Regions from separate parts of the Homo sapiens genome. Here region 2 is linked to region 1. A link is an interaction called in ENCODE POLR2A ChIA-PET data of the cell type or tissue named here. Cell type or tissue: CD4-positive, alpha-beta T cell. All regions are shown on one strand. Each heading gives the region's core, and the rest is flanking DNA. Links, peaks and the distances in the headings are about the cores only.

What was found. ChIA-PET counts read pairs that join two places held together with the same protein. Peaks named below come from ENCODE experiments on the same cell type or tissue, not always from the same donor. Only the 100,000 strongest peaks of a DNase experiment are listed, where the experiment ranks them.
Region 2: POLR2A ChIA-PET joins it to region 1 with 5 read pairs; 6 of 35 experiments call an interaction of 5 or more read pairs at or near these places.

The regions. Positions count from the first base shown.
Region 1 is chr7:150,498,137-150,514,406 of GRCh38, forward strand. It overlaps the pseudogene STRADBP1. Among named protein-coding and RNA genes, the nearest start is that of GIMAP7, 8.6 kb to the right of the region's middle. In CD4-positive, alpha-beta T cell, for the core only: no CTCF peak of the experiment used is centred there; a DNase peak (open chromatin) is centred at 10,275; H3K4me3 peaks cover 1,421 bases; H3K27ac peaks cover 1,408 bases.
Region 2 is chr7:150,651,637-150,667,906 of GRCh38, forward strand. LOC124901774 (a long non-coding RNA gene) reads right to left here. Exons shown (of 4, transcript XR_007060589.1): 3 at 10,059-10,170. Among named protein-coding and RNA genes, the nearest start is that of GIMAP2, 26 kb to the right of the region's middle. RefSeq lists enhancers at 9,727-9,776, 12,449-12,668. In CD4-positive, alpha-beta T cell, for the core only: no CTCF peak of the experiment used is centred there; no DNase peak of the experiment used is centred there; H3K27ac peaks cover 295 bases.

The sequences.
Region 1 (16,270 bases), core at 9,201-11,700:
ACTGCAAAAACATGCCAAATTGTAAAGACGATCTATGCTAGGAAGAAACTGCATCAACTAACTGGCAAAATAACCAGCTAACATCATAATGTCAGGATCAAATGCACACATAACAATATTAACCTTAAATGTAGATGGGCTAAATGCCCCAATTAAAAGACACAGACTGGCAAATTGGATAACGAGTCAAGACCCATCAGTGTGCTGTCTTCAGGAGACCCATCTCACATGCAGAGACACACATAGGCTCAAAATAAAGGGATGGAGGAAGTAATACCAAGCAAATGGAAAGCAAAAAAAGCAGGAGTTGCAATCTTAGTCTCTGATAAAAACAACTTTAAAACAACAAAGATCAAAAGAGACAAAGAAGGCCATTACATAATGGTAAAGGGATCAATTCAACAAGAAGAGCTAACTATCCTAAATATATATGCACCCAATACAGGAGCAACCAGATTCATAAAGCAAGTCCTTAGAGACTTACAAAAAGATTTAGACTCCCACACAATAATAATGGGAGACTTTAACATCCCACTGTCAATATTAGACAGATCAATGAGACAGAAAGTTAAGAAGAATATCCAGGACTTGAACTCAGCTCTGCACCAAGCAGACCTAATAGACATCTACAGAACTCTCCAACCCAAATCAACAGAATATACATTCTTCTCAGCACCACATCACACTTATTCCAAAATTGACCACGTAGTTGGAAGTAAAGCACTCATCAGCAAATGTAAAAGAACAGAAATTATAACAAACTGTCTCTCAGACCACAGTGCAATCAAATTAGAACTCAGGATTAAGAAGCTCACTCAAAACCACACAACTACATGGAAACTGAACAACCTGCTCCTTAATAACTGCTGGGTACATAACGAAATGAAGGCAGAAATAAAGATGTTCTTTGAAACCAATGAGAACAAAGACACAACGTACCAGAATCTCTGGGACACGTTTAAAGCAGTGTGTAGAGGGAAATTCATAGCACTAAATGCCCACAAGAGAAAGCAGGAAACACCTAAAATTGACACCCTAACATCACAATTGAAAGAACTAGAGAAGCAAGAGCAAACACATTCAAAAGCTAGCAGAAGGCAAGAAATAACTAAGATCGGAGCAGAAATGAAGGAGACAGAGACACAAAAAACCTTCAAAAAATCAATGAATGCAGGAGCTCGTTTTTTGAAAAGATCAACAAAATTGATAGACCACTAGCAAGACTAATAAAGAAGAAAAGAGAGAAGAATCAAATAGATGCAATAAAAAATGATAAAAGGGATATCACCACCCATCCCTCAGAAATACAAACTACCATCAGAGAATACTATAAACACCTCTATGCAAAACTAGAAAATCTGGAAGAAATGGATAAATTCCTCGACACATACACCCTCCCAAGACTAAACCAGGAAGAAGTTGAATCTCTGAATAGGCCAATAATAGGCTCTGAAATTGAGGAAATAATTAAGAGCCTACCAACCAAAAAATGTCCAGGACCAGATGGATTCCCAGCCAAATTCTACCAGAGGTAGAAAGAGGAGCTGGTACCATTCCTTCTGAAACTATTCCAATCAATAGAAATGGAGGAAATCCTCCCTAACTCATTTTATGAGGCCAGCATCATCCTGATACCAAAGCCTGGCAGAAACACAACAAAAAAAGAAAATTTTAGACCAATATCCCTGATGAACGTCGAGGCAAAAATCCTCAATAAAATACTGGCAAAATGAATCCAGCAGCACATGAAAAAGCTTATCCACCAAGATCAAGTCTGCTTCATCCCTGGGATGCAAGGCTGGTTCAACATACGCAAATCAATACATGTAATCCATCACATAAACAGAACCAAGGTAAAAAAACCACGATTATCTCAATAGATGCAGAAAAGGACTTTGACAAAATTCAACAGCCTTCATGCTAAAAGCTCTCAATAAACTAGGTATTGATGGAACATATCTCAAAATAATAAGAGCTATTTATATCAAACTCACAGCCAATATCATACTGAATGGGCAAAAACTGGAAGCATTCCCTTTGAAAATCAGCACAAGACAGGGATGCCCTCTCTCACCACTCCTATTCAACATAGTGTTGGAAGTTCTGGCCAGGGCAGTGAGGCAAGAGAAAGAAATAAAGGGTATTCAGTTAGGAGAAGAGGAAGTCAAAGTGTCCCTGTTTGCAGATGACATGATTGTATACTTAGAAAACCCCATCGTCTCAGCCCAAAATCTCCTCAAGCTGATAAGCAACTTCAGTGAAGTCTCAGGATACAAAATCAATGTGCAAAAATCGCAAGCATTCCTATACCCCAATAACAGACAGAAAGCCAAATCATGAGTGAACTCCCATTCACAATTGCTTCAAAGAGAATAAAATACCTGGGAATCCAACTTACAATGGATGTGAAGCACCCCTTCAAGGAGAACTACAAACCACTGCTCAATGAAATAAAAGAAGACACAAACAAATGGAAGAACATTCCATGCTTATGTGTAGGAAGAATTCATATCGTGAAAATGGCCATACTGCCCAAGGTAATTTATAGATTCAATGCCATCCCCATCAAGCTAGCAATGACTTTCTTCACAGAATTGAAAAAAACTATTTTAAAGTCCATATGGAACCAACAAAGAGCCTGCCTTGCCAAGACAATCCTAAGCCAAAAGAACAAAGCTGGAGACATCACGCTACCTGACTTCAAACTATACTACAAAGCTTCAGTAACTGAAACAGCATGGTAGTGGTACCAAAACAGAGTTATAGACCAATGGAACAGAACAGAGCCCTCGGAAATAACACCACACATCTACAACTATCTGATCTTTGACAAACCTGGCAAAAAGAAGAAATGGGGAAAGGATTCCCTATTTAATAAATGGTGCTGGGAAAACTGGCAAGACATATGTAGAAAGCTGAAACTGGATCCCTTCCTTATACCTTATACAAAAATTAATTCAAAATGGATTAAAGACTTAAATGTTAGATCTAAAACCATAAAAACCCTAGAAGAAAACCTAGGCAATACCATTCAGGACATAGGCATGGGCAAGGACTTCATGACTAAAACACCAAAAACAATGGCAACAAAAGCCAAAATTGACAAATGGGATCTAATTAAACTAAAGAACTTCTGCACAGCAAAAGAAACTACCATCAGAGTGAACAGGCAACCTATAGAATGGGAGAAAATTTTTGCAATCTACCCATCTGACAAAGGGCTAATATCCAGAATCTACAAAGAACTGAAACAAACTTACAAGAAAAAAATCAAACAGCCCCATACAAAAGTGGGCAAAGATATGAACAGACACTTCTCAAAAGAAGACATCTATGCAGCCAACAGACACATGAAAACAATGCTCATCATCACCGGTCATCAGAGAAATGAAAATCAAAACCACAATGAGATACCATCTCACACCATTTAGAATGGTGATCATTAAAATATGAGGAAACAACAGGTGTTGGAGAGGATGTGGAGAAATAGGAATGCTTTTACCCTGTTGGTGGGAGTATAAATTTGTTCAACCATTGTGGAAGACAGTGTGGTGATTCCTCAAGGATCTAGAACAAGAAATACCATTTGACCCAGCCATCCCATTACTGGGTATATACCCAAAGGATTATAAATCATGCTACTACAAAGACACATGCACATGTATGTTTATTGTGGCACTATTCACAATAGTAAATACTTGGAACCAACCCAAGTGTCCATCAATGATAGACTGGATTAAGAAAATGTGGCACATATATACCACAGAATACTATGCAGCCATAAAAAAGGATGAGTTCATGTCCTTTGTAGGGACATGGATGAAGCTGGAAACCATCATTCTGAGGAAACTATTTCAAGGACAGAAAACCAAATGCCACATGTTCTCACTCATAGGTGGAAATTGAATAATGAGAACACTTGGATACAGGGCGGTGAACATCACACACTGGGGCCTGTCGTGCAGTGGGGGATATGGGAGGGATAGCTTTAGGAGAAATACATAATGTAAATGACGAGTTGTTGGGTGCAGCATACCAACATGGCACATGTATACATACGTAACAAACCTGCACGTTGTGGGCATGTACCCTAGAACTTAAAGTATATTTAAAAAATAAGAATATATAACAATAAAAAAAGAGAACTGCTGATGCCTCTTTATATTTCCAGATAGTCATTTATAATATTTCACAGCTTAGAAATGTGTCATTTAAATACTATTTTCAAATTATCTTTCTTCATAACAAACAATTAAAAAACATTGAGCCTGCTCCACTGTTTATTAGCTATGTAAGTTTTCAGAACTTCATTGTTAGGACTTAGAAAAGTAGCAACACACATAAGCACCTGTTCCAATTGACAGCAATTTTTATTTTGTTTAGCTCACATCAGAGTCCAAAATGATAATGATTGCACCTCTGAGTAAGGCACTGGTGTGGGTTTGGAGACTCAGAGGAAAACTCTTCTGCCTCATCTCTGGGCCAGCACCAACTGGAAGAGGGACCAAAGGAGGAGACAGAGCACAGTTGAAAGCAATCTCCATGGTGATATTTCTTCTTGGCCCTGTCTGTCTCTTTCAAATTTCTTCTGAATACTTTAGCAGATGCAAAGATGGAGACATGGGCCTTGTAGCATAACCTTTCTAGCCTGTGATATGACCACAGCTTTAAGTGATGGGTAAAACAGAATGGGGAGGAGGTAAGGCAGGAAATGGCTGTGGCTGAGGCAGGATGCATTTGTTTCTTAAATGAATGAGTGAATTTACAATAAATCAACTTATAGCTCATTTCTTGAGGATGTAAGTGATTATGGGAAACAGAAAAAGAAAGGGAGTTAAATTGAAAACAAAATGAGGAAATTAAGATAATAGTGGAAATTGCACAAACCTAATTATAAATTCTAGAGAGAGGGTAAGATACTGAATGCTATCTGGTGGCTATGGCAACCTCTTAATTATTTTCCCAATTTCTGTTCTGCTAAGCATCTTTTGCTTCCACCATTAGTATTATGGAATGGTGAAGAATTCAGGAGCGTATAAGCAAATCCTGGGTTTTAGAGGGGTGGGGCTATAAAGACTGTGTAGGCAAGTATGGAAGGAATCTAGGATGTGGTGAGAGTAGCAGAAACCTATGGAAGACAAATACCTGCTTCCTTGCTTCATGCTTCCTTGGCTGTTCTGTGCCAAGTAACAAATAAAGCTGGTATCTGTAACTGTCTGCACATTACTCATATGACCACAGGGACTCGATAGCACTGGGAGAAGAGGGCTTGTGCTAATATTGCTCCCTCGTGTCGGACTCTTCAAGAGAAGTCCCAGGACTGTTCTGTCCCTTGTGGTCTCCCTTTGAGGATTATTGTTCTCTGCACCACTTTGTAGGTTTATAACTATATTCTGACCAACATACCACCTTATAGGTTTGTAACTACGTTCTGACCAACATCCGAGAAGTACTGTGGGTAGGTGGGCCAGGGCTCATGATTTGAGAGAGTCTGGGAATTTGTACTAATTTGGTAAGGCCTAAAGATACTGGGGCTTAGTAACATTATGTTTTCCCTTCAAAGCCGTAGATATTACTAGTGGCAGAATCAGACGCACACACTTTTCCGCTGACACTGCATTTTGTATAGTAATGGGAGACATCCAGTACTGATATGCTAACATGAGAATCTACTACTGAAGGTCATGGAACAAAACAGGTGTCATGGGGCTGACAGAAAGATACTGTTTACTCTTAAACAACTCAGATAAAGTTAGTAATCTTGTGCTGACAGTGTGCCCCAGGGAGAAGGCCCCTGTATATTCAATTGCATTAAAGCTTGTTTTGTTTTACTTTAAGGGATAAAACCCTCCTCTTTAGTGATAAAACAGTTGTTTTGATATAAATTGGGAATTCTGTAAGAGTAGGCAATTGGCTCCTGCTGGTGAGACTGGGACATGCTTTTAGGCAGAGGTGGCCTTATAACCTGCTCAGCTCTTCCTGTTTCAATTGTCTGCCTGCTCCTCATAGGATTCAAAGGTCTGTTTGCACACCTTAATTTCCTATGTCTGTCTTTAAAGGTAACACTTTTTTTGGTCTTGGTGTATATAAATTGATGACAAAAGTTAAATACTTCTGCAAAAGGATCTGAGTTTGGAAAGGGTAAAGTAAAAGGGAGTGGGTTGAAGGCACCTGCAGAGTCAGAGAGACCTGGCAAATGAAAAGTCCCCGAGGAACAGTCTCAGGTAGTGTCTAAAATGACCTTCGGAGAAAGCCACAGCTGCTTCTCTCATCAGTGAGACTTTCATGTTCCATCTGGGCCAGATGTGTGGGATGAGGAATGAGGAAGGATGTACAGGTGCACTTCACTTTATTGTACCTCATTTCATTGCACTTTGTGGATGATGCGCTTTTTACAAATTGAAGATTTGTGGCAACCCTGCATCAAACAAGTCTGTTGGTGCCATTTTCCCAACAGCAAGTGTTCACTTTTTTGTGTCTGTGTCACTTTTTGACAATTCTCACAGTATTTCAAACGTTTTCACTATTATCTGTCCTGATGATTTGGGATCAGTGATCTATGATGTCCCTATTGTAATTGTTTTGGGGTGCCACAATCTGCGCCTTACAAGATGATGAACTAGTTGATCATTGTGTGTTCTGACTGCTCCACCATGCAGCTGTTCCCTTGTCTCTCACCCTTGCCTCAGGCTTCCCTATTCCCTGACACAACAATATTGAAATCAAGTCAGTTAATAACATTACAGTGGCCTCTAAGTGTTCAAATGCAAGGCAGAGTTGCACATTTCTCACCTTCAACCAAAAGCTAGAAATGATGAAGCTTAGTGGGGCAGGTATGTGAAAAGCTGAGACAGGCCAAAAGCTAGACCTCTTGCACCAAACAATTAGCCAAGTTTGAATGCAAAGGAAAAGTAATTGAAGGAAATTAAAAGTGCTACTCCAGTGAATATATGAATGATAAGAAAGCTAAACAGCCTTACTGCTGATATGAAGAAAGTTTTATTGGTCTGGATAGAAGATTAAGCCAGCCGCAACATTCCCTTAAGCCACAGTCTAATTCAGAGCAAGGACCCCACAATTTTATAAAGTCTGACAGAGGTGAGGAAGCTGCAGGAAATAAGTTTGAAGCTAGCAGATGTTGGTTCATGAGGTTTAAGGAAATGACCTGTCCCCATTACATAAAAGTGGAAGGCGAAGCAGCAAGTGCTGATGGAGAAGCTGCAGCAAGTTATCCAGGGGATCTAATTTAGATCACTGATGAAGGTGGCTACAATAAACAACAGATTTTCAATGGAGACAAAGCAGACTTTTGTAGGAAGATTATACATCCAGGACTTTCATTGCTTGAGTGGAGAAGTCAATGCCTGGCTCCAAGGCTTCAAAGGGCAGGCTGACTCTCTCATTAGGGGCTGATGCAGCTGATGACTTTAAGTTGAAGTCAATGCTCACTTACCATTCCAAAAAACCTTAGAGCTTTTAAGAATTATGTTCAATCTATTCTTCCTGTGCTCTATAAATGGAACAACAAAGCCTGATGACAGCATATCTGTTTATAGCACGGCTTACTGAATTTTTTTTTTTTTTTTCTTTTTTTATTGATCATTCTTGGGTGTTTCTCGCAGAGGGGGATTTGGCAGGGTCATAGGACAATAGTGGAGGGAAGGTCAGCAGATAAACAAGTGAACAAAGGTCTCTGGTTTTCCTAAGCAGAGGACCCTGCGGCCTTCCGCAGTGTTTGTGTCCCTGGGTACTTGAGATTAGGGAGTGGTGATGACTCTTAAGGAGCCTGCTGCCTTCAAGCATCTGTTTAACAAACCACATCTGGCACCGCCCTTAATCCATTTAACCCTGAGTGGACACAGCACATGTTTCAGAGAGCACAGGGTTGGGGGTAAGGTCATAGATCAACAGGATCCCAAGGCAGAAGAATTTTTCTTAGTACAGAACAAAATGAAAAGTCTCCCATGTCTACCTCTTTCTACACAGACACAGCAACCATCCGATTTCTCAATCTTTTCCCCACCTTTCCCCCTTTTCTATTCCACAAAACCGCCATTGTTATCATGGCCTGTTCTCAATGAGCTGTTGGGTACACCCCAGACGGGGTGGTGGCCGGGCAGAAGGGCTCCTCACTTCCCAGTAGGGGTGGCCGGGCAGAGGTGCCCCTCACCTCCCGGACGGGGCGGCTGGCCGGGCGGGGGGCTGACCCCCCCACCTCCCTCCCGGACGGGGCGGCGGGCCGGGCGGGGGGCTGACCCCCCCACCGCTTACTGAATATTTTAAGCCCACTGTTGATACTTCTGTTTAGAAAAAAAGATTCAAAATATTACTGCTCATTGACAAAGCATTTGGTCACCCAAGATCTCTTATGGAGATATACAAGGAGATTTCATGCCTGCTAATACAACATCCCTTCTGCAGCTCATGGATCAAGGATAATTTTGACTTTTGAGCCTTATTATTTAAGAAATATATTTTATAAGGCTATAGTTGCCATAAATAGTGATTCTTCTGATAAACCTGGGCAAAGTAAATTGAAAACTTTCTGGGAAGGATTCACCATTCTAGATACCATTAACAACATTCATGATTCATGAGAGGAGATAAAAATATTAATGTTAACAACAGTTTGGAAGAAGTTGATTCCAACCCTCATAGATGACTTGGAGGGGTTCGAGACTTCATTGGAGGGAATCACTACAGATGTGGTGGAGGTAGCAAGAGAAGTAGAATTAGAAGTGGAGGCCAGGTGTGTTGGTTCATGCCTGTAATCCTAGCACTTTGGGAGGCCAAGGCAGGAGGATCACTTGAAACTAGGAGTTTGAGACCACACTGGGCAACACAGTGAGATCCTGTCTCAACAAAAAAAAAAATAATTAGTAAGACATGGTGGTGTGTGCCTGTAGTCCCAGCTGCTTGGGAGGCTGAGGTGTGAGCATCACTTGAGCCCAGGAGCTCAAGGCTGCAGTGAGCTATGATCACACTACTGTACTCAAGCCTGGGTGACAGAGTGAGACCCTGTCTCTAACAACAACAAAAGAAGAATGTAGGCTGAAGATGTGACTGAATTGCTGCAATCTCATGATAAAACTTGAATGGATGAGGAGCTGCTTCTTATGGATGAGAAAAGAAACTGATTTCTTGAGATGGAAATGACACTATGAGAATGAAAAGGCATAAGAATGATACAATGGACTTTGGGGACTTGGGGAAAGGGTGGGAGGGAGGTGAAGAATAAAAGCCTACACACTGGGCACAGTGTACACTGCTCAGGTGATGGCACCAAAATCTCAGAAATCACCACTACAGAACCTATCCCTGTAACCAAACACTACCCAACCCCCCAAAACCTATTGAAATAAAAAATAAATAAAATCTCCTTCTTCATCTCAAAAAAAAAAAAACTACTTTTGGCGAAGATGCTGTGAACATTATGAAATGACAACAAAGGATTTAGAATATTAAATAAACTTGATAAACAGCAGCAGGGTTTGAGAAGATTGACTTCAATTTTGAAACAAGTTCTACTATGCTTAAAATGCGATCAAACAGCATCACACATGCTACAGAGAAACATTTTGTGAGAGGAAGAGTCATTCTATGTGACAAACCTCATTGTTATCTTAGTTTAGGAAATTGCTACAGCCACCCCAGCCTTCAGCAATCACCATCTTGATCAATCAGCAGCTATCAATACTGAGGCAAGACCCTCCACCAGCAGAAAGATTATGACTCACTGAAGGCTCGGAGGATTGTTAGCATCTTTTAGCAATAAAGTATTTTTAAATTAAAGCGCATATATTGTTTTCTAGACATAATGCTATTGCACATGTAATAGATTACGGTGTAGTATAAACATAACTTTTATATGCCCTGAGAAACCAAAAAATTCATGTGGCTCTTTTTATAGTTACATTTGCTTTATTGCAGTTGCTGGCATTGAACTTGCAATATCTCTGAGGTGTGCCTGTAGTATCTATAAAGGGGTGAGAAGGGTACTCAGCATACAGTAAGTGATCAGCAAGTGTCAGCTAGTAGCAGTGGTGTCAGCAATAGTAATGGTAATGGTAATACTCTTGATGTCAGTCCCAGGATCGTGGTTTGGTCTCCTTAAGCTCACGTATTATACAATTTCACATCATAGGTGTCCAGATACATAAATAGAACTGAAGGCCCTAAAGGGAGAGACAGAGTTGGCGGGCTTGGAAAGCACTTACCTCATGTTACCTATGCACTGCAGACAGCCTCAGCCTCCAATTCCAAGAAAGGACTGTGCCTTATTAGCAGATATGAAAGTTCTCAGATGCTGTTGATTCATGGTTCAGCAGCTCCTCCTCTGCCTGTGTATCTGAAAACACTTCCCTCCTAAGTCTTCAAAAAAGGCAAAATCATAAGCCTTTGCTACAAAACATACCTTCCTTCAGGCAGGGATCAATGTGGGTACAGACATTGGGCCTGACCCAGTTTGTCTTCTATCTGGACCGTCGGATAGATGATGGGTGATGAAGGCACCCAGGGACACCGGCACTAGGGCCATATCTAGAGTGTGATGTCTGAGAGTGGTTTTCACTTAATCAGGTACAATAAGGCCACTACTGAGGAATAGTGATTAACATTCTATGTGAGGCTAATGCCTCCAAAACCCTTCAAAACCCTCCCAAGAAAATTAACATGGTAGCTGTCATCTAGGCTCCTCGTCTCACAGGCAGTAAGTCAGTCCACTACCTGTCACGCTGGGAACCTCTGCAAATTTTGGAGACCTCACAAAAAAGGAAAATTCACCTACATTTATAAGAACTGCATGAAAAATCTATTGGAAAAAGTGTCTTTGTCTTGGTTTTCTACATTTGTGATAGAAAAACAAATAATAGAACTTTTCAAGATTCATTTTGAAAATTTCCAAATAGAAGTTCATTCTTTGGCATTGGTAGTTATTTAATGCTGTTAGGCTCTGGATTTCCTGAGCAAGCTTAGGAAGGCCTATCTGGCTAATTAAAACTCTTGCTGTATATATGTAAATAACCAAGCTGTACATAATAATGGCATTGAGGGATCAAGAATAATTGTTGGAGATTATGTATGATCACAAGGTAGAAAATGACATTAAAATGATCCAACATGTGGAAATAAGCAAAAGGCATTATTGGGTATTCTTTCTGTGTGATGCGAGGCTTGACTACTGTCTAAGATACTCAACTCTGTTGAGAGGTAACTTGCAATTTTGCTTATAGACAAGTAAATAATTTTTTTGTCTGGCAGAACGTATACCCCAAAATTACATTTTATGGCTGATATGGTTTAGGTCTGTGTCCCCGCCCAAATCTCATGCCAGATTGTAATCCCCAATATTGGAGGTGGGGCCTGGTAGGAGGTGATTGGGTCATGGGGGTGGTCCTTCAGGAACAGTTTGGCACCATCCCTTGATGCTGTTCTTGCGATAGTGGGTAAGTTCTCATGAGATCTGGTTGTTTAAAAGTGTGTAGCACTGCCGCCTTCCACTCTTGCTCCTGCTCCAGCCTTGTAAGATGTGCATGCTTCCCCTTTTCCTTCCAACATATTGAAAGTTTCCTGAGGTCTCCCAAGAAGCCATCATGCTTCCTGCACAGCCTGTGGAACTGTGAGCCAATTACACCTCATTTCTTTATAAATTACCCAGTTGCAGGAATTTCTTTATAGGAGTGCAAGAACGGGCTAATACAATGACTATCTTAGGAACAGTCATTAAATGGGCACAAGGGAAATCTTATCCCCCTACAAATTACCCAAGATTCTCAAATGTCCTTTGAACTAATTATAATGTCTTACTGGTTTTCTCGTTAATCAATAAGTTAAGTAAAATCTTTTACATGCATGTATTTTAAATTTGCATGAAAGTCATGACCTTGCTTTTTTTTTTTTTTTCCTAATTTTACTTTAACAGGAAACACAGAGAAATACCACAAGCAAAGCCTCAGTAGTGGGACTATGAGACACAGAGAAGATTAAATGACTTGAGGAGGGATCTGCTGGGGTCTGAATGTTTGTGTATCCTCTTCCAAATTCATGTATTGAAACCTAATCCTGAAGTGATGGTATTAAGAGGTAGGGCCTTTGGGAGGTACTTAGGTCATCATGGTGGAGCCCTCGTGAATGGAGTTAGTGCCCTTATAACAGGTTAGAGAGAGGCTCCCCGCCCCTTCCACCATGTGGGGACACAGCAAGAAGGCACCATCTATGAATCAGGAAACACACCATCACCAGATAACAAACCTGTCAATACTTTGATCTTGGATTTCTCAGCCTCCAGAACTGTGAGAAACAAATTTCTGTTGCTTATAAATTACTCATTCTACAGTATTTTGTTATAGCAGTCCACACAGACTAAGACAGGATCATTAAAAGCATTTGCTGAGCACCTGTGCTATTTCAGAAACTGCCTTTATACCTCTGTCTCCTTCAGCTATGTAAAATAGGTATTAACAGGAACTGTGATTGGAATTTTAGGTAAGCAGAGCTGCACTGAAACATTAAGTTGCCTCTCAAGGAGAGGAATAGAGGAAGATTTGGCCCAGAAAGAAAGATTGAAACACTGTAACAATAGCTGAATTCCAGGCTAAGCAATAAGGATGCTAAACCTTATGCAGTAAGAACTTCCCAACTACCATGACATGGACTGTCCGCATGGGCTTCACCAATTCATTGCAACTGGGACTGCAAAGGAAGAGATCTAGGGTGTTTCACTCTCAAAATGCATACACTGTCCTTTCTTATTTAACCACCAATTTTCTATCACAATTTAGAATTGTATCCACTAAAAGAAATGTTCAAGATCTAACCCCTAGGACTTGAGAATGTGACCTTATTTGGGAATAGTCTTTGTGATGTAATCAAATTAAGATGAGGCTGTGGGGCAAGCTCTTCTAATCCAATGACTTTTTTCCTTAGAAAATGAGTGAAATTTGAATAAGCACACAGGGGAGAAAACCGTGTAACTCTGGAGGCAGAGATTGGAAGGATGCATCTACAAGTCAAAGAGTAGCAAGGATTGCCAGAAACCACTAGAAGCCAGAAAGAGGCAAGGAAGGATCCTCCCCTAGAGTCTTCAGAGAGAGTGTGGCCCTGTTGACACCTTGTGGCCTCAAGAACTGTGAGATGATAATTTTTTCTTGTTTTAAGCTACCCAGTTTGTGGTAATTTGTTACAGCAGCCCCGGAAACTAATACAGACTTGATATTGGGAGGAACAAGTGACTGTTGCTTTATATAGCAGAGCAGTCTTTGCAGATGTGATTAAATTAAGGCTTTCACAGTGAGGAGATTATCCTGGATTATCTAGGTGGGTTTAAATGTAAACACAAAGATCTTTCTAAGGGGGAAACAAGAAAGTCAAAGAAGGAAGACAATGTGAAGATGGCAGGAGAGATTGGTGCGACGTGGCCACAAGCCAAAGAACACTAGTAGCATAGAGATGCTGGAAGAGGCCAGGAACAGATTCTCTCGTGGAGCCTCTAGAAGGTACCCTGCTAATTAGCCTGATTTTATCCCCATAACACTCATTTTGGACTTCTGACTTCCAGAACTGTAAGAGGAAAATTTTATGTTGTTTTAGGCCACTACATTTTTGGTAATTTGTCATGATAGCAATAGGAAGCTGATACTCCAAGGTTACATAATCTGTGTAAGAGCTAGGACAGTACTATACCTTTCATCTCCTGTTATTATTTGTGCACTATCTTAATAAGTTAAGCTTTGCATTGATTTAGCATCATGGCGGCAGAAGAAAAGCCCCGAGTTTTGTGCACACACACACATACACATACACACAAAATCAAAAACATAATGTTCTTTTTTTATTTTTATTTTTAAACACAGTATTCTTTTTTAATACATTTCAAGCGAATCACTTAATGTGAGTGAGGCTGAGTTAGATGTTACCATAAGTATTAACAGAAGAAAAAGGGAAAGTAAAGACATTTTCCCTCTACCATAAAAGGGTCTGATGCAAGATAAACTAGCCTGTTGGTTTAACAATAGCTCATTAAAAAGGCCAGACAATCTGGGAGAAGAAGATGTACTTAGAAGCACTATCCTTTGAAGGACCATTCCCAAGAGGACAGCAAAATATTGAAAAAATTAACTGGCTCAAAAATTATATTGAGAGATCAAGACAGTTAGCCACAGCTTAGAAAAATTTCCTGAATAAATAACACTAACTAGCTAGGTTAGTAGTTCTGATGTTTCCTTGGAGTTGTCATAGCACTCTGTGTGAACCAAAGGGACTACAAACTGATGCCCCTTTGAACAGAGTGATTTGAATAGATTCTCCAGTGCACCAACTGTATTTTCAAGTATAATTCTGGTATTTGTACCTAGCAATACAGAAGAAAAAGCAGCAAGGAGAAAGTGTCAAGTATATAGGACATAAGATGATTTGCCAGCCCTAGCTAGAATTCCCAATATGAATCTTTTTCATCAGGAAAACCACATTCTGGCTCAGTCCAAGGTAACACCGGAGGCAGTGATATTGATGGCTTGTTATAAGCAGGAGGCAACAGTGAAAGTACCGAATCCTGGCTTTCTTCTTTCATCTGTTTGAAGAAAACATGGGACAATAAACTGCTTGCTGATGGCCTTTTCTCCGGATCTTGTTGCAAACACAGCTGTACCCAGCTAAAGAAGGCAGGAGAGAAGGTTTTTGAGGATGGTGTGTGTAATCGGTCACTATTTACTGTGTGAGTTCCACTGGAGACAAGCACACTTGCTCCAATCCCAGAGTCTACACCTGACCGGGAATTTTTCATTTTGGATTCTGATTGAGGGAAAATACTGATATCCAATGGGCTATAAGGGGGACCTTTCAGTTTCTGTTAACAGCATCTGAGTTCTATGCACGTCCTGGAAAGGCACCTGCCCACTGGCTAATTCACATGTTGTAATCCCAACACTGTAAATATCTGACTTCACATTATACCCATGTAAATCCTGTCTCAGTAGTTCTGGACTCAGCCATGGCTGCACTAATGTGCTGAACTGTGGGAAATCATACACAGCCCTATGCCTCTGTCCATGCTTAACCAAACTATGCAGATGGGACAGGCCAGAGAGGGTCACTAGGCCATCACCAGAAATGAGGATATGGCTGGCTTTAATTCTCCTGTGAATACAGCCATATTGGTAGAGATAGTTCAATCCTCTCACTGCTCCAAAGAGAATGTTTCTTATTAAAGTTTTACTCATTCCTTCAGGAAAATAGGTCCTCAAGAGTTGTCTTGCTGAACCATAGGCCATAAATGGAGAAATAACCCAAAGCCAGCTGCCAACAGTGAAAACTGTCCAATAAGTTGTAATATTGGGATGCCGGAAAAAGTGGGATAGAATCATGGCTTTCTGTAAAACTTTCAGGCGTTCTTTATTGCCGTTTTCCAGATTTGTAATTTTTGTAGTTACCAGCGTTCCCGTAGGAGTATGCCGTGCTAGATGGACAGAAGTCAACTTGTCAAATCCTCTTCCTATTTCTACTTGGAGCTCGTAGTGAGAAACGTTGGCGGAACATACTACTTCACTGGCTCTAGTGGATGGAGGCGACCAGGAAAGGGTTGGCTCTTCGACCAAGTATTGATGGATACTGGTTTCAGACTTGTTTTTCATGTTTGAGTGATTCAACTTGTGTTCTTGAACTAAAGCTCACAGAAAGTGACAAAAATCCAAATATTCCAAAGAAGGCTTTTGTTTTATCTTCCTTTGAAGATGCAGATATATCCTACTTAGCGGCGACGACGGCCAGCGACTCCCTACAGGCTGCCAGTGGTGCGGACCTGGGCGGGTGCCGGAGCCCGGATCACAGAGGGGCAAGGCGAGCGCTCTAGGCCCACTCCTGGCGTGGGGCGCTGGAGGGTGGCAAGGCCGCGACAGGGGCTGTGGGCTTGGAACTCTAAACATAGTATTCTTACGTAGCCAACTGGAATATCTGGTCAACCGTGAGAGCTTTGGGAACCTGCCTCTCACCTCAAGAAACCTCCAGAGCAGATTGGAACCATCCACTGGGTAAATTCTGGAAAATCTGTCTCTGCCTGAGACTGGGGTAGGAAGATGTGGGGTAGAGAGGAAGGTGGGGAAGGGATGTAGGATCTATTCCTTGGGTGCATCTTTACTTGTTAGGTCATGCATATTTTCAAACTTGGAAGAATTATACGAAAAGCAACTAGAGAAACTATGTGTTCATGGGCAGATTATTTTTCCAGGCGTCACCTTCCTTTTTTTCCCTTGGTTCCTAATGATTTAGACTCTGCCTT
Region 2 (16,270 bases), core at 8,271-10,770, 150 kb after region 1:
CATCTTGAGTTGATTTTTCTATAAGGTGAGAGATGAGGATCCAGTTTCATTCTCCTACACGTGGCTGCCAATTACCCCAGCAACATTTGTTGAAAAAGGTGTCCTTTCCCCCACTTTATGTTTTTGTTTGCTTTGTCAAAGATCAGTTGGCTATAAGTATTTGGGTTTATTTCTGGATTCTCTATTCTGTTCCATTGGTCTATGTGCCTATAAAACAGTATCACACTGTTTTATGGTTCGAAATTAGGTAGCGTGATGCATTCAGATTTGTTCTTTTTGCTTAGTCATGCTTTGGCTATGTGGGCTCCTTTTTGGTTCCTTATGAAGTTTAGAATTGTTTTTTCTAATCTTGTGAAGAATGATGGTGGTATTTTGATGGGGATTGCACTGACTTTGTAGATGGCTTTTGGCAGTATGGTCATTTTCACAATATTGATTCTACCCATCCATGAGCATGGGATGTGTTTCCATTAGTGTCACCTATGATTTCTTTAAGACGTGTTTTGTAGTTTTCCTTGTAGAGGTGTTTCAGCTCCTTGGTTAGGTATATTCCTAAGTATTTTATTTTATTTTATTTTATTTTATTTTATTTATTTTTTGCAGCTATTGTAAAAAATATTGAGTTCTTGATTTGATTCTCTGCTTGGTTGCTGTTGGTGTATAGAAGAGCTACTGATTTATGTACATTAATTTTATATCCAGAACTTTGCTGAATTCTTTTATCAGTTCTAGGAGATTTCTGGAGGAGTCCTTAGGGTATTCAAGGTAAACAATCATATCATCAGCAAATAGTGACAATTTTACTTTCTCTTTACTGATTGGATGCCCTTTATTTCTTTCTCTTGTCTGATTGCTCTGGCTAGGACTTCTAGTACTATGTTGAAGAGGAGCAGTGAGAGTGGGCATCCTTGTCTGGTTCTAGTTCTCAGGGAGAATGCTTTCAGCTTTTCCCTATTCAGTATTATGTTGGCTATGGGTTTGTCATAGATGGCTTTTATTACATTAAGGTATGGTCCTTTTATGCTGATTTTGATGAGAGTTTTAATCATAAAAGGATGCTGGATTTTGTCAAATGCTTTCTCCACATCTATTGAGATGATCATGTGATTTTTGTTTTTAATTCTGTTTATGTGGTATAACACATTTATTGACTTGCATATGTTAAACCATCCCTGTACCCCTGGTATGAAACCTACTCGATCATATTTTTTGATATGTTGGATTCAGTTAGCTAGTATTTTGTTAAGGATTTTAGCATCAATGTTCATCAAGGATATCAGTCTGTAGTTTTCTTTTTTGATTATGTCCTTTCCTGGTTTTGGTATTACTGTGATGCTGGCTTCATAAAATGAATTAGGGAGGGTTCCTTCTTCCTCTATCTTGTAGAACAGCATCAAAAGGATTGGTACCAATTCTTCTTTGAATGTGTGGTAGAATTCTACTGTGAATCTATCTGGTCCTGGACTTTTTTTTTTGTTGTGTGTTTGGGAGAGGAGGGTCTCCCTTTCCCACTTCTGCAGTTGGGGCACTCACAGTATTTGGGGTATCTCCCAGGTCCTGCAGGAGCAGACTGCTTCCTTTGGAGGGTCCTCTCAGGGTTGCTGGTTTGTTCTTGCAGTTGATCTGCCGCTAAAATTCACAATGTGAGCTTCCACAAGCTGCTCTGTCCAGAACTGCAATCTGGTCCTGCCTGCCATCTGCTATGATGATCTAATTGTCTCCCATTTAGGAAAGTTTTAAAATGATTTTTCTAGGCCAGGCGCGGTGGCTCATGCCTGTAATCCCAGCACTTTGGGAGGCTGAGGCGAGTGGATCACAAGGTCAGGAGTTTGAGACCAGCCTGACCAACGTAATGAAACCCCGTCTCTACTAAAAATACAAAAAAATTAGCTGGACGCCATGGCGGGTGCCTGTAATCCCAGCTACTTGGGAGGCTGAAGCAGGAGAATCGCTTGAACCTGGGAGGGGGAGGTTGCAGTGAGCCGAGATCATGCTACTGCACTCCAGCCCGGATGCCAGTGTGAGACTCCATCTCAAAAAAAAAAAATGATTTTTTCTGTCTCTCTCTCATCTTTGGCTTTTCAGTATGGGATAGAGGGAAAAGTCCACAGAGAAGTGCGGAGCCCTCCCCATGGACTCTCCAATCCAAGGCTTGCTCCCAGCTCACCTTCTGAGCAAAGTGTGGATCATTTCCTTTGCCCTCCCCTGACCTATTTATCACATGATGTCAATGAAAATGTACAATCATGGTTTGAGAGTAACCAAGGACAGGCTGTAGAGTGCATGGTTAAGAGTGAGTGTGGTAGAGTCACACTTCAACTCAAATATTTTTATCATTCTAAAATCAAATCTTCATAACAGTCAATTCAAAGAAGTCCAGCTTCTGCTCTCATTTCTATTCCCTCCCTCTGTACACAGGTAACTTTTTCCTTCCTTGTTACTCTTTCTTGCTTTCTTCTTTTATTTCTTCCTTTCTTCTACCTCTCTTTTTCTCTTTTTCTTCTTTCCCTTCCTTCTTTCTTTCCTTGCTTGTTTTCAAAGTATATCTTTCTATTGTCATCCTTATATTTATGTATCTATATGAAAATATATAACATATAAATATAATAAATATATATGCAAAAGTGTATCTTGTGCCCCTTACTAAACAAATGATAGTATCCCTTACATTATTTTATTCAACTCATAATTGAATAAAATACTTAGCAATATATCCTGGAGATGATTTTACAACTCTCTATAGAGATAGTCTTCACTACTTTTTACAATGAAGAAGTACTTCATTGCATAGATGTATCTAAGTTCATCCCGCCAGTCTCTTATTCATGGTAATTTGGATCAGTTTTTGTCTTTGCTTTTTTAAATAGTACTCTTCCAAGGAGATTTTTGCATAGTTCTTTCTATACTTTTGCCAGTGTATTTTTGGGCACATTCTTAAATTTGATAATGTGTGTCAAAGGGTAAATCCTTCTTTATTTACCCCCATAGGGCTGAACTCTTTTGCTTTCCCTTCAGCAGTGTCTGAGAGTTTCTGTCTTCCCTATACTTTTGTCAAGAAAGTAGGCTGTCAAACTTTAGGAGTTTTGCCAAATCTATACATGAGAAACATTCTCTGGAATCTACCCCTTTTCCAAGGACTTTTGGTTCTGGTTATTGGGTAATAAACAAAGATTTGGACACTTGATGTGCTCATTGCTAGAAGGTGTCACTTTTTCTAAGCTCGCCTTAGCAGACAGAGCTGGGAAAGCCATGCGTGCAAATTTACATATGCAAATCCACATACTTATGTTGATTTCTGCATCTCTCTATCTACATGCTTTTAAAAAGCAGTAAGTTCTATTCTTATTTGTAACTTGTTTGTGCAACATTATTTGCAATATACATACTACTTTGTTCAATCCTATTGTTACTGATAGAGTTGTCCAGGTTCTTGAAGTGTTGAACAAAGAATTGAACAAAATGCACAAAGTAACAAAAGAATGAAGCAATGAAAGACAAAGCAAGGAAGTAATGAAAGCACAGATTTGTTGAAGACAGTTTACAGGGTGGGAGTGAGCTCCAGCAACCAGCACAAGAATCTCCTTGTTACAATGCTCCCCAATGTTTTTATATAGCCAAAATAACTTGGCAACACCTCTAGGTGCCATTTATTTATTTATGACTGAGTCTTGTCTATTGCCAAGGCTGGAGTGCAGTGGTGCAATCTCGGCTCACTGCAACTTCTGCCTCCCAAGTTCAAGTGATGCTCCTGCCTCAGCCTCCTGAGTAGCTGGGATTACAGGCCGCATACCACCACACCCACCTGGGTGCCCTTTAGAGGTCTCCAATTGGTTACACCTTATGAAGGATTGGCCTGTGACCAATCAGAGAATAAAGTGGAAACTTATGTCTTGTTATCACAGGAGCAAGGATGTGGCCTTTATGCTGCCTAATCTTGCCTAGAACTGTCGGCACCTGCTGTTTTTTTGCTTATGCCTTAACCCTTGGTTACCTTAATTCCCTATTCTCCTGTCTCATTTCCTGCTGAGAGACATGATCCCCTTGAATCTTTATGGGAGGCAGAGGCACTGAAGATCAGCTTTCTGTAGCTGCTTCCTGCTGGTCACGGGCATTGTCCCTGCCTATTGAGAATCCTGGCTCTTTGTCCCTAGGTAGTTAGGTCAGTGTCCGTGGGCTGCAATGAAACTTGTACTTGGTCATAAAAGGTGCAGCTAGCTTGATCCAGTTGTGACAGTTGAGTATCTTTGGCTCGATTTTGGATTTTGTTCCAAAACTGACTGAAACCCTTGCACAAGCATCTGTAAGTGAGGGAGCAAAAATCAATTAACATTTTACACCAGGGAAAATTGGTAGGTATTTACTTATCTTTTGGCTTTCTTTTAAACAGGTACTTCAGGTCTTCCACAGGTTCACAGGTATAGTGGCTGGAGGGAGCCTCCAGTTCCAGGTCCAGGGCTTCAGATATTGCAGACTTAACCCTGGAAAGATGTATCCAACAATCTGATCCTAGTGCTTTGACTGTGGAAGGCGTGGCCAACACAACGGAAAACAGTCCTTTCCATTTGGGTTGTAATTGTTGAGCAGGTGACCCTTCGTTCCATGTTTTAACAAGTACCTTATCTCCTGGCCTGACCTTGGTGCGCTGGTTAGTTCCTGGTACAGGGAACCTTTGAGTTCCAAACTTTTTGTAAAGCCTGCTGAAATTGTCCCAGGTTAACTAAGTATTTTACTAAACCGGCTGCTTCTGGATCAATCATTAGATCATTAGTTTAAAATGGCCTCCCATATAATATTTCATATGGGCTCATATTAATTTTTGCTCTTGGGGAATTACAAATTCTTAAGAGGGATATGGGCAGTAAGCTGATCCAAGTTTCTGTTGTTTCCTGATGTAGCTTAGCTAATGCCCGTTTTAGAGTTTGATTAGCCTTTTCTACTTTCTTGGAGGATTAAGGCCTCCATGCTGAATGTAAATAGTATTTGATTCCAAGAGCCTTAGTTATGTGAGAGTTATTTGGGAGTTATAAATAACCCTTGAGTTATTTGGGAGACAAAAGAAGGCTGTGATCACTTTGGAGGCTTTGGGGTAACCCAAACTGGGGGAATATTTCCTTCAAGAGAAACTTTATAACCTCATTAGCCTTCTCTATTCTGGTAGGGTAAGCTTCAACACAGCTAGTAAAAGTGTCTATTCGTACTAACAAAAACTTGTATCCTTTACAACCTGGCATGTGGGTAAAGTCCAGTTGCCAGTCTTCCCCTGGGTAAGTTCTCCTTCTCTGGACTGGTCCTATTAGAGGAGGCATTTTGTTTCCTGGGTTGTTGAATGCACACAGTGAGCAGGTTTGTCAGATCTGCTTAACCACTGAAGCTAAGTTAGGCCCAATGAAGAATCTGTTTACCAGACCAGAGTGGCATCTCTTCCCATATGGAAAAAGTCATGAAGATTTTTATAATTCTCCATTGGGCCGTTTGAGAGAGATACATTTTTGATCCCATACACCACAGGATCCTTGTTTTTGTCCCCTTTGCTCCTTTATTAACTGTTTTTCCTGTGATGTGTATTCAGGTTCTATTGGGAAATCGTAGAAAGGAAGCAGTGCTAGGATTTGTTGAGATTGCACCCTGAACTGCTGCTTTGGCTTCCCTATCTGCCTTTTTGTTTCCTTGTGCTATAGGGGTTAAGTCCTTTTGATGCCCCCTACAATGGATTATAACTATGATGCAGGATTTTGCTCCTTAGCTCAGCTAGGTCTTGGTCCTTGTCTCACATCCAGGAAGAATTAGGCACACAGATACCAGAGAGTGGCTGCAGTAGAATTTATTAAGCAAAAGGAAAACTCCCAGCAAAGAGAGTGGTCCTGAGAGCAGGTTGCCATTGCACCCTTCACAGTTGAATATCCAGGCTTAAGGTGCAAATTCCTGGCAGCTCCATCCCATCCTTCCAGTGCACATGTGGGCCCTTAGACTGAGTGACTCCAAATTGATTTATTTCCCTTACTGCACGTGTATTAATGAATGGAATTTTCCACTGCAGGTGTGTTTAGGCAAGCCCGCTGTGCAAGTTTCCTCAAATGTACAAAACATCTGGTATAAGCACTTGTGGGGCAGGTTGGAGGTTCTCTGGGGACCTTTCCCTTACTGTCTGCCTAAAGCAAGCTGGCTAACTCCTTTCAGCTATGGCCTCTGGCAAGTATATTGTTTCCCGTAGTTGAAGAATTTCACACCCATGCTTTATGGAGAAATGCTTATCAGTTAGTAGTCCTGTTTCTTTCCAAATTTTGGCATGAGCATGAACCTGAGACCCGCACATTTAGAATCCATATAGATGTTAAGCTTTTTCCCTTTTCCCAATATTGGAGCTCAGGTAAGAGCAATAATTTCAGCTTTTTGTGCTGACGTACCCAGGGGCAGAGGCTGAGCCTCAAAAACAGTGTTATAATTAGGATTCTCTTTTAGGGTGCTAACTCCCAGGGCAATGTTAGTGCTGGAGTACCAGGCATACTGTGAAAGGAGCCAGGGGTGTTAGAATGAGTGCCTCAGCTTAAAAGGGACACATTTGCATGATAGTAACAACTTGACAAAAGAAAAAGTTTATAAAATAAATTAATTATTGAGTATGAATATACAATCCCTGGTATGTTTCTGAAAACATTAGTCTTGCTTACAATAGGACTATATTTACGGAAAAATTTAAAGGAATTAAATATTTAATGGATACAATTTGGGATACAGCATGAAAGTATTTCTTCTTATGGGAACAATAGTGCCATTAATTTCCTTGATGCCTGAAATTCTATAAACTTATTCATTATAGACGTTATGAACTATCCTCGTCTCATTTCACATAAAACACAAATTTCCTCTACCTCATTTCAAATTTTAGGTAGAAGTTTATGAAGTAGCAAAAGAAATAAAGGTAATTTATCCACATAACTATTTTGGGGAAACAGAGGATGCGACTAGATTAGGGAAGGCATGGAATGGAGTAGGGTCATTGGTCTATTTACCAACGTCACTGACTTTGACCTCTTAGGAGTGGTAACTGCAGCTTTTTACGTTTAGTCTTCCTTGCTAAAGGTCAGGGAAGAGTGGCCTTCAGGCTTCCTTGGTAAAGGAAAGGGGAGGAGAGAAGGGAGCATCAGTGTGAGATTCCCAGGGTACCGCCTACCTACGCCCCTCCCCACTCCCCCAATATGGATCCCGCTGCCTGGATTCCTCCTACTACTCTCCCTCAGCCCTTGATTCTGTCTATTTTGGGTCCTTAGTTGCAAGACTGCCTTATTTTATGCATTATTTATGACCTGTGCATCGTCTTATTCCTCCAACGACACTGAGCTTGTCTCTTCTCAACAGTGTTCTCAGCACTGTACGCATGGAAGGGGCACCATGATGAACTGCGCAGCTGAGTTGAAATGAGATCAAATGGGAAGGGCAGTGAGGGAAGGGCCGACAGTTTCCCGTCTGTGAGAAAGCAAGGCTGCTGTTGTGCTGACTGCCGCAGCAAGCAACATGCTCTGGAGGTCCCTTTTTATGTCGGACTCCGTGGCCTCAGTTTCCTTTGTGAGTTTATACTCATTGACAAAGGCAGGCGGTGTAAGGTAAGAAGTGCTGGTCTGGAGCATGGACCCTCCTCCCTGGGCTGCCCCACGGTCTAGCCAAGACTCATTCCTGGACACATGGTCACTTGGGCCAGCTCTGTCACAGCCAGTGTCCATCCATTTCCCATCACATCCTCTGCATCCAGGTTTTCTGACTGAAGCCTCACACCCTCAGGGCCAGGCTCCCTCCTCCTTCCAGAGCCACCTCATTTATGGAAAAGCTCCCTCAGGTGACTGAGATGACACCAACTCTGCCTCCATCCCCTTTCCCTTTGGGAACCAAGATACCTAAAGAGAGCTTGTGAGCTCTGGGCCTTTGGGTGTGGGAGACAAGGCACCAACATCATGAATAAAAGCACAAAAAGACAATGAAAGATGAATGGGATATTCAAGACAATTATCTCAGGGGCTGTTTCTGGTTATAGGCTAACAGGTGGGGGTTCTCACGACAAAGCCCCTGGATGGATTCCACAATGTCCTAATCCCTGAACAGGGGGTCTTCTCTTTTCCCTAAAAATATCTGTATGTGGGCCAGGCACAGTGGCTCACGCCTGTAATCCCAGCACTTTGGGAGGCCGAGGCGGGTGGATCACGAGGTCAGGAGATCGAGACCATCCTGGCTAACACGGTGGAACCCCATCTCTACTAGAAATACAAAAAATTAGCCTGGCATGGTGGCGGGCGCCTGTAGTCCCAGCTACTAGGGAGGCTGAGGCAGGAGAATGGCGTGAACCCGGGAGGCGGAGCTTGCAGTGAGCCGAGATTGTGCCACTGCACTCCAGCCTGGGCGACAGAGTGAGACTCCATCTCAAAAAAAAAAACAAAAACAAAAAAAAAAACTGTGTGTTACAATTTTTTTGAATGGAAATTGCTTCTCTGGGGTTTGGAATCCACAAATTGCCGTGTTGCACATGTGGCGATAATAATGATCAACAGTGTCATCATCACCTTTATCCTTTTCTGAATTCTCTCTATGAAGCACTTTATCATCTTCAAAGTTCTCATCTCTATTGTTTTAGCATGTCCTCTAACATCCCTATGATATCGTCTAAATAGATATTAAAATCTGCTTTTAAAATATTCAAAAACTGAGCATGACAGGATGCACTGAAGCCATGCAGTTAGTTATGAAGCCAGTATGTTCTTAATAAAAAATCCATTCTAAATAATATTTGCAATGAGGTATACTAAGGCCGATAACACAAAACAAGATTGACAAGCTAAACCCTTCCACTAAAACCAGCTGGATAATTATTTTGAAAATTCTTAAGTGATAGTTTTTCCAACAATAAATCTTAGAAGAATAGACTGGAGGCATTCTAAATAGGATAATTTCCATGGAAAATAACCTGGAGTTTTTAGTTGAGCCAAAATCAATAAGAACCAATGGCGCAAAAAACCTTTCACCAAAAAAGCCCCTTTAACTCACGCTTTCTTAACAGAAGCCCTGGATCCAACAGGAAATAATATTCCCAACTCTCTGTAAGTTTATCAGAAACATAGATCAATTCCAGGGACTAGACTATAGGAAATATTGGCAATTTGGAGTGTTCAGTGGAGTGTAGCAAAGAATATGAAGGGAGTTTGTAAAATAATTATATATTATTATACATTATATAGAAAATAGTGAATGAGCTCACTAAAAGCTTCAGAAAAAAGCTGCTTGGCAGTTATACAGATCTGAAGAAATTTGCTATCAGTTGATATGCAAAGCAGAAAACAGACAAATGGGTACCTGTTTCAGAAATTTTTTCACCATGAAGGGAACTCTAAATAAGATATCCAAAGATGAAAGATGAAAGTGGGTAATGGCAGCAAGAGAAGACTAGTGTTTGAAAAGGGAACTTAGAAAGCTTGATGACTTTAGCCATAAAGCTTGACAATTTCAACCATGAGTAAAACAGAAGTTAAAGTTCACGCAGGAGAGTGACGTGAGGAGAGCTAATGTACCTTCCCATTTTACTAGTTTGTAATTCTGACTTTTGGTCTCACAGTAGGTCATCTGCAAGATTGGGACCACATAAAAACTTCCATGTGGTTTTTGAGAGCAAATGTTTTAATCTGCCCTCTTCACCCTCAGAAGTATCTCCTCCAGGAATCTACTCCAGTGCTTACATTTCAAACTCTTAGGATTTAGGGTTTTATTAATTAAGACTCTGTAAAACCTGTGGTTTAGCACACATGAAACTATTTACTAACACCTGAAGCATGGACATGGGAGGTGATATGAGTATGAGGGAGAGAGAAACGGGCTAGAGAAACGGGCTTGAGAAAGTGCATGCACATGAGCAGGTCAGGGTTGAATCTCCAGGCAACAGAGACAGTACAGCCATCTCTCCCACCCTCTCCCCAAGGAGACCTCACAAAGGCATTATCCCTCCCAGCCAGTCTTGACATACAGAGTGGAGGGTTGAGTAGTGAGCTGTCGAATGGGAAAATCGTGCAGTGCAGCCTCACCTGATGGTAAGATTTTAAGGATGTGTGTAGGCCTCTGTGAATTCAGTTTTCAGATCTTCCTGTGGCATTTCTCCATTTTTGCTCATGTGTTTAGCATTTGCCCAGTTTTGCACTGTATCATTTCACGAAGATCAAATGGGATGTGAAAAGGACAATAAAATTATTTAAATGATTAAATAATAGAAAGAATAATGCAAAGACATGCTGAAGAAACAGTTATTTTCCAAACATCCAGTAATCTTTCAGCAACTTGACTGGCAGATTTCTCTCCAAATACCTCACATGAGCAGTTGATGGGACATATTTACCAACTGTGCTCACCGTTAGCAACCTTGCCCAAAACCTAAATTCAGTCTGTTCTAGTCAACACCTGAAGCCCATTTTCTCCTCTCCTTTATTTGTGCAATGAATGGTATTAAGGTGTTCCTTGTGCCCCAGCTAAGGATTTATTATTTTCTCTTAGGCTGGTCTGCAGCTCCTTGTGGGCCAGTCCCTGGGTCCCCATGATGGCTCATGAGCTCCAATAAAGAATCACTGGGGACAGGTCCTGTATTAATCCCAAACATTCTTTCCATTAGACTGAGAGTTTGCTTGAGGTCAGAGATTCATGACTATCTTGTGGACATGTGATTTGCAGAGCCCAGCAGAATAAACACAAAAAATTATTAAGTAAGTGAATTTTGTTACATACCCTTTACACAGAAAAATTATTTTCCCTAGCAGAATAACACATGAAAAATTGAGTAAATAAAATTTATTACATATCCTTTACACACGAAAAAACCCCTATCTTTTTCACAGTGTAAATAGGTCTGTGCAGAGGAATATTTTTTTGCTTGTTAAAACTTTGTTTCAACATAACTTTGCTTACACAAATACACTCATATTGGTTAACAGAATGCAATTTAAGTTTAACTTATCCTACACAATTTGGATCAAAAACTTGGTACATGGTTTAAGATTTTTAAAAAGGATTTGCAATCTGGTTTATTTTTATCTATTACAAATGTATAAAAGATCCTTAATAAAATGCTGCTAAACAAGGCAGCAAGAACCTTTGGTTTGCTTCAGAAAAATAACACATATTGCACTGCATAAGTTTATAAAACTGGTGCAACAAAACATTGTTGTATGCCAGAGACATTGTTTCAATGCCAGTTTAGAAAGTTCAATAACTAATGGGTATGGAAGAGACTGGGAGAGAACCTATGTCCACATGTGAAACTGTAAAAGCTATCTGATTTAGTTAGTATTGCATGTAGATTGTAAATTCACACAAACCAAAATTCAGATACTTTCTAAAAGCAGAACTTCCATTCAACCCAGAAATCTCATTACTTGGTACATACCCAGAGGCATATAAATCATTCTACCATAAAGACACATGCACACATATGTTTATTGCAGCACTATTTACAATAGCAAAGACTTGGAACCAACCCAAATGCCCATCAGTAATAGACTGGATAAAGAAAATGTGGCACATATATACCATGGAATACCATGCAGGCATAACAAGGAACAAGTTCATGTCCTTTGCAGGAATATGGATGGAGCTGGAGGCCATTATCATCATCAAACTAACACAGGAACAGAAAACCAAACACCGCATGTTCTCATTTATAAATGGGAGCTGAACAATGAGAACACATGGACACAAGGAGGGGAACAACACACACTGGGGCCTGTTGGTTGGGCAGTGGGAGAGAGAACACCAGGATAAATAGCTAATGCATGCAGGGCTTAATACCTAAGTGATGGGCTGATAGGTGCTGCAAACCACCACGGCACACATTTACCTATGTGAAAAACCTGCATGTCCTGTACATGTATCCTGAAACTTAAAATGAAATAAAATAAAAAGAATGTAGGTTATCATTGCTTCCAAATAGGCAGCAAATCTAAAACTAAAACTGTCAGCAGTTTAGGCTTTCAGAACTCAGTTGTCAGATTCCTGCATGGCAGGTTAGGCCAGAGGCACCTGCTTCAACTAAGTGGTCATCTTGCCTACTCCTGAGGAAGTCAGAAATGGTCATTGTTGGGTCTGTCTGAATAAGGCCGTGTGTGGGTCTGCAGACTCAGAGAATAACTCTCCTGTCACCCTTGGGTCAGCACCAGCCTGGGGAGGGTCTACAGAGGGGCCTGAGCACAATTCCGCAAGGTGTCCGTGGAGAGACTCCTCCTCATCCCAGTCTGGCCTTCCAGCCATCCAGAGCACATCCCATGTGTAGGGAGGGGACATGGGCCCCAATTCTAACTCTGTCCTGTGTGGAAACCACACTGTATGTGAAGGCTGAGATAACAGATGGAGGAGGTGAGACAGAAAATGGCTGTTGCAGCCACAGGAAGTAGTGTTGCTGCATTCACAGGTAAATTTACAATAAACAGTCTTGCTTTCATATCTTGAGAAGGTTCTGGGAAATGGGCTCACATCAGTTGTAGACCACAGACCTCCTGGGGACATGCTGAGAGGCACATGAACAAAAACCTCTACACTGTATAATAAAGAGGTACAAACTTCTACAAATGGCAGGTAACACTGGTTTAAGAAAAATGCTGCATTGCCAAAGCAAAGGAAGAACTGAAACTATGAGGAGACATTGTCCAAACCTAAGTGCAAAGCCCTTGGGATGGAGGCGATCCTGACTCTTGAGGCCTTTTCTTCCTGTCCTGACCCTCCTGGGCACGCTTTGCTCCCCCATGATATTGAGGAATAGGTCAGAAACCAGGGGCTTTCAGGGGAACAGTATGGTTTGTGGTAAGGTGAGATAGGGATTGGAACATGAAGAAAGGGGGGCTGAGTGCCCATGTCTCTCAGCACAACCTGCCTCCTTGGTTATTTTGCACCAAGAGGGGGACAAAGCTGACATACTGGCCCCTCAGTCTCTGCAAGTCAACACTGTGTGGAATCTCAGGGGTCAGACCCCAGAACTTCGGGCTTTTACGAACATAGCTCCCTGGACAGGGCACTCTACTCCTCACCTCCCAGGGTTGGCATTGTCACTCTCCTGGTCTGGTCACCAGGTATGGTCTCCATTAGGGATCACAGGTCCTCAGAACCAGCCCTGTGCAGTTCAGCTGTGTTCCCACAGCTCTCTGAGAACTGAGTCTCTGTTGATGGGTCATTTGGCCAGCCTGTGCTAATGGGTGAGTAGAGTTTCGTGCTCACTGGGTAAGGTCAGAAATATCAGAGAACTTTGGATGTTGATGTGGGAAGAGAACTTAAGTCACCTCCCGCAATCCTCACTTTAACCATAAAACAAGCATCATGCCCCCAACCTTCATCTCCTGACCCCCAGGCTGCTGCTCTTTCCATGAGGTGGTGAACTTGTCAGTGGGAGGCACAGGTGCTAGGGTGCTAATGGCAAAGTCCATGCTGATGGGCTCCAGTGGAAAACCAGGGCCTCCATGCTAGCGAGGAGCCCTAGTGATGCAAACACAGTCCTGATGGATGCTACCATGCCACTCAGAGAGGGAAAGAATGAATGTGTCAATGCACCGCAGCAGAGACAATGCTGGGGGAGGCGGGCGGAGAAAGTCCCTACGTAATTTAATGCAGTACAACGAGGGCTTTTGGAGTTGATACCCTTCCCTTTGTTAATATCAATATAATTCTCTTAGTAGAAATTCCAGTTTCTATGACAGTATGAGAATGTCTCATGGCCATGAGTCATGCTTACAGGCAAAGGGGCTTTGCAACCATCTCTGATCACTCTAGCCTGGCAGTCTGCCTATGCCCTGAAATGTGCTCCACCACTCAGAGACAGAAATCATTGCCTATTCTCCAGACTGAATGAACTCCTAAAGCCTTTTTTCCCATAGAGATGCTAAACTCAGAAAGGATAAGACCTAAAAGTTGGAGAAGCTGGGAGGTGGCTGGGCCCCAGCATGGTGTGTGCACATGCGTTCTCTGGATGGAGGCAGAGCGGGCTCTGAGAGCAGACAGGCAGGCTCTGGAGTGGCCTTTTCAGGAAAGCCAGTGTCTCTGCTCTACTTTCTGACCTTCAGGACCCACTGATTCTGGGTTCAGCGTGGGACTGAGGAATGGGTGTCCCATGAGGTTGGATATTCCCTAAGGTAGTGGGGCTGGGAGCTGGGATCAGGATTAACAGGACACCATGCAAGAAAGAGAGAGGAAAGAGGGAAGAGCAGTGAGACAGAAAGAGGCACAAACTGACAGTGGGAGAGTGAAGTACAGGGTTTAGGGAGCAAAGGAGAGGCAGGAAAAGGAGAAGAACAGGGAGACTTTCTGTAGCTAGAAGGGACTTCTCTCTTCACTTCTCTAATGAGTCTGTACCCAGCAGATCAAGATTATGTAGCTCAGACCTACCATGTGTGTTGCTCAAGAAGCCATGATCACCTAGGTTACAGTTCACACTTCTTGGCCTGAAATTGACAGCTTTTATATCAGGCTGCAAACTTTCTTCACAGCCCCCTTGCTTCTATTCTGCTACCTTATGAGACTCGCAGCAAGGCGCTTGGGGTAGACAGACTCCATCTCTGATTCTACTTTCATTCTCTGAGTAACACTGGTTGAGTTCCTCATCTTCCTGAGCCTTATTTTTACTTCTTTAGACATGGACATGATAATTTCTACTTCCTACTGTTGCTGTAAGCATTAAATGAGAAGAAGATATAAAACCCAGGGCTGAGCCAGAAAGAATTAAGTAAGCGGTAGCTGTATCTGCTCTATAAGGGGTACCCATTTACTTTTTCTTACCCAGGCAATGCTTGTTTTTACCTTAAAGCCATTCACACTATTTCCTTCCACCTGTTTATTTGTCTGTCCCCAAAGTTCTCCACATTTCCAAATCCTCCCTTCCTTTAGTGCAAAATTCCTACATGACAACCTCCACAACTTGAGATTTTTTGATCCTCTGCTGTCTGTCAATCAGACAATGCCTCTTGGACTCCATTTCTCCATGTGTGCTGGTTTCATTTCCTCAGCAACATGGGAAGACATTTGTACAGATGGAGCCAGGTTGGTTTCTTCTTCTTTTTCCCCTTACTCCATCCTCTGCCACATGACAGATACATCAGAGATTTTAAACCTTACTTGGAGTTCATGTAAATGGCCCAGTCATTCTGATGGTCCCCAGGGGTGCTAGTTTATAGTATTAGCTCCTTTTCAGACTTACTGTGTATTAGACCAGTGGTTCTCAAAATGTGGGCCATGGATCAGCAGCATCAGTATGAACCGGAAACTTGTTAGGAAATATGGGCTCCATCCTTAACTCATGGAATCAGAAACTCTGGGGGCGGAGTCCAGCAATCTAAGTTTCAGTAAAACCCCCAAGTGAGTCTGATGCCTGCTAAAGTTTGAGAACCACTGAGCTAAAGCTTTGTCTGTTAAAGGACTCTCACCTATGATTAAATCAGCTGAAATGGAGATCATAAGAGAGTTTTTAAAAGCACATCTGAAATGTAAAATTTTAGGTGAGAAAAGTCAACATAAGACCCTCTCATCTAAGATCATCCTAGAAGAAACAAAATGGAGAGGTGCTGTGGGCCATCAGGAAACAGCCTAAATGTCCCTGAAAGTTGAGATGCCTCAGAAATAAACCTCCAACTTTTATTTGTAGCTGGGCACAGGCCCCAATTCCACTAGTCATGGCAGTGGCCCAACTTCAACAGTGCAAATGATACAGCAATGTCCAAGAGCAGTGGTTCTCAAAGTGAGGTCCCCAGACCAGTGGCATCATGGGAATTGTCAGAAATGCTATTTTCAGGCTCCATTCAAAACCTACTAGTTCAGAAATTCCAGGGATGTTGCCTAGCCATTTGTATTTTAATAAACTCTTTAGGTGATTCTGATGCAGGCTAAGGCTTGAAAACCTCTGTGCTAGCCACTGGGAATTCATCCTTTACGTGCACTTTTCCATTTAATTCAGACTGGATAGTTTAAATTGTTCCCACCTTAAGATGAAGGAAATTAGGCTCAAGTTTGAGTAAGGACACTTAGCTAGTCAGTGGCCCAGTAGAAACTGGAACTCAGTTCTGTCTAACTCCAGAACCCCAGTGAGAATATGGAGGACGTATTTTGGGTATATGTGATCACTGATGGACTGAGTAGTTAAAAATGTATGTGGGAGAACTTCAGGGCAGGATGAAGAAGGAAAGTTAGAGAAAGGCAAATAGAGCAGTCTCTGCTATTTTAATGGATGATATTCAAGCCTGGGATCTGTAGCAAGTTAAACCTATAGAGGTCATCT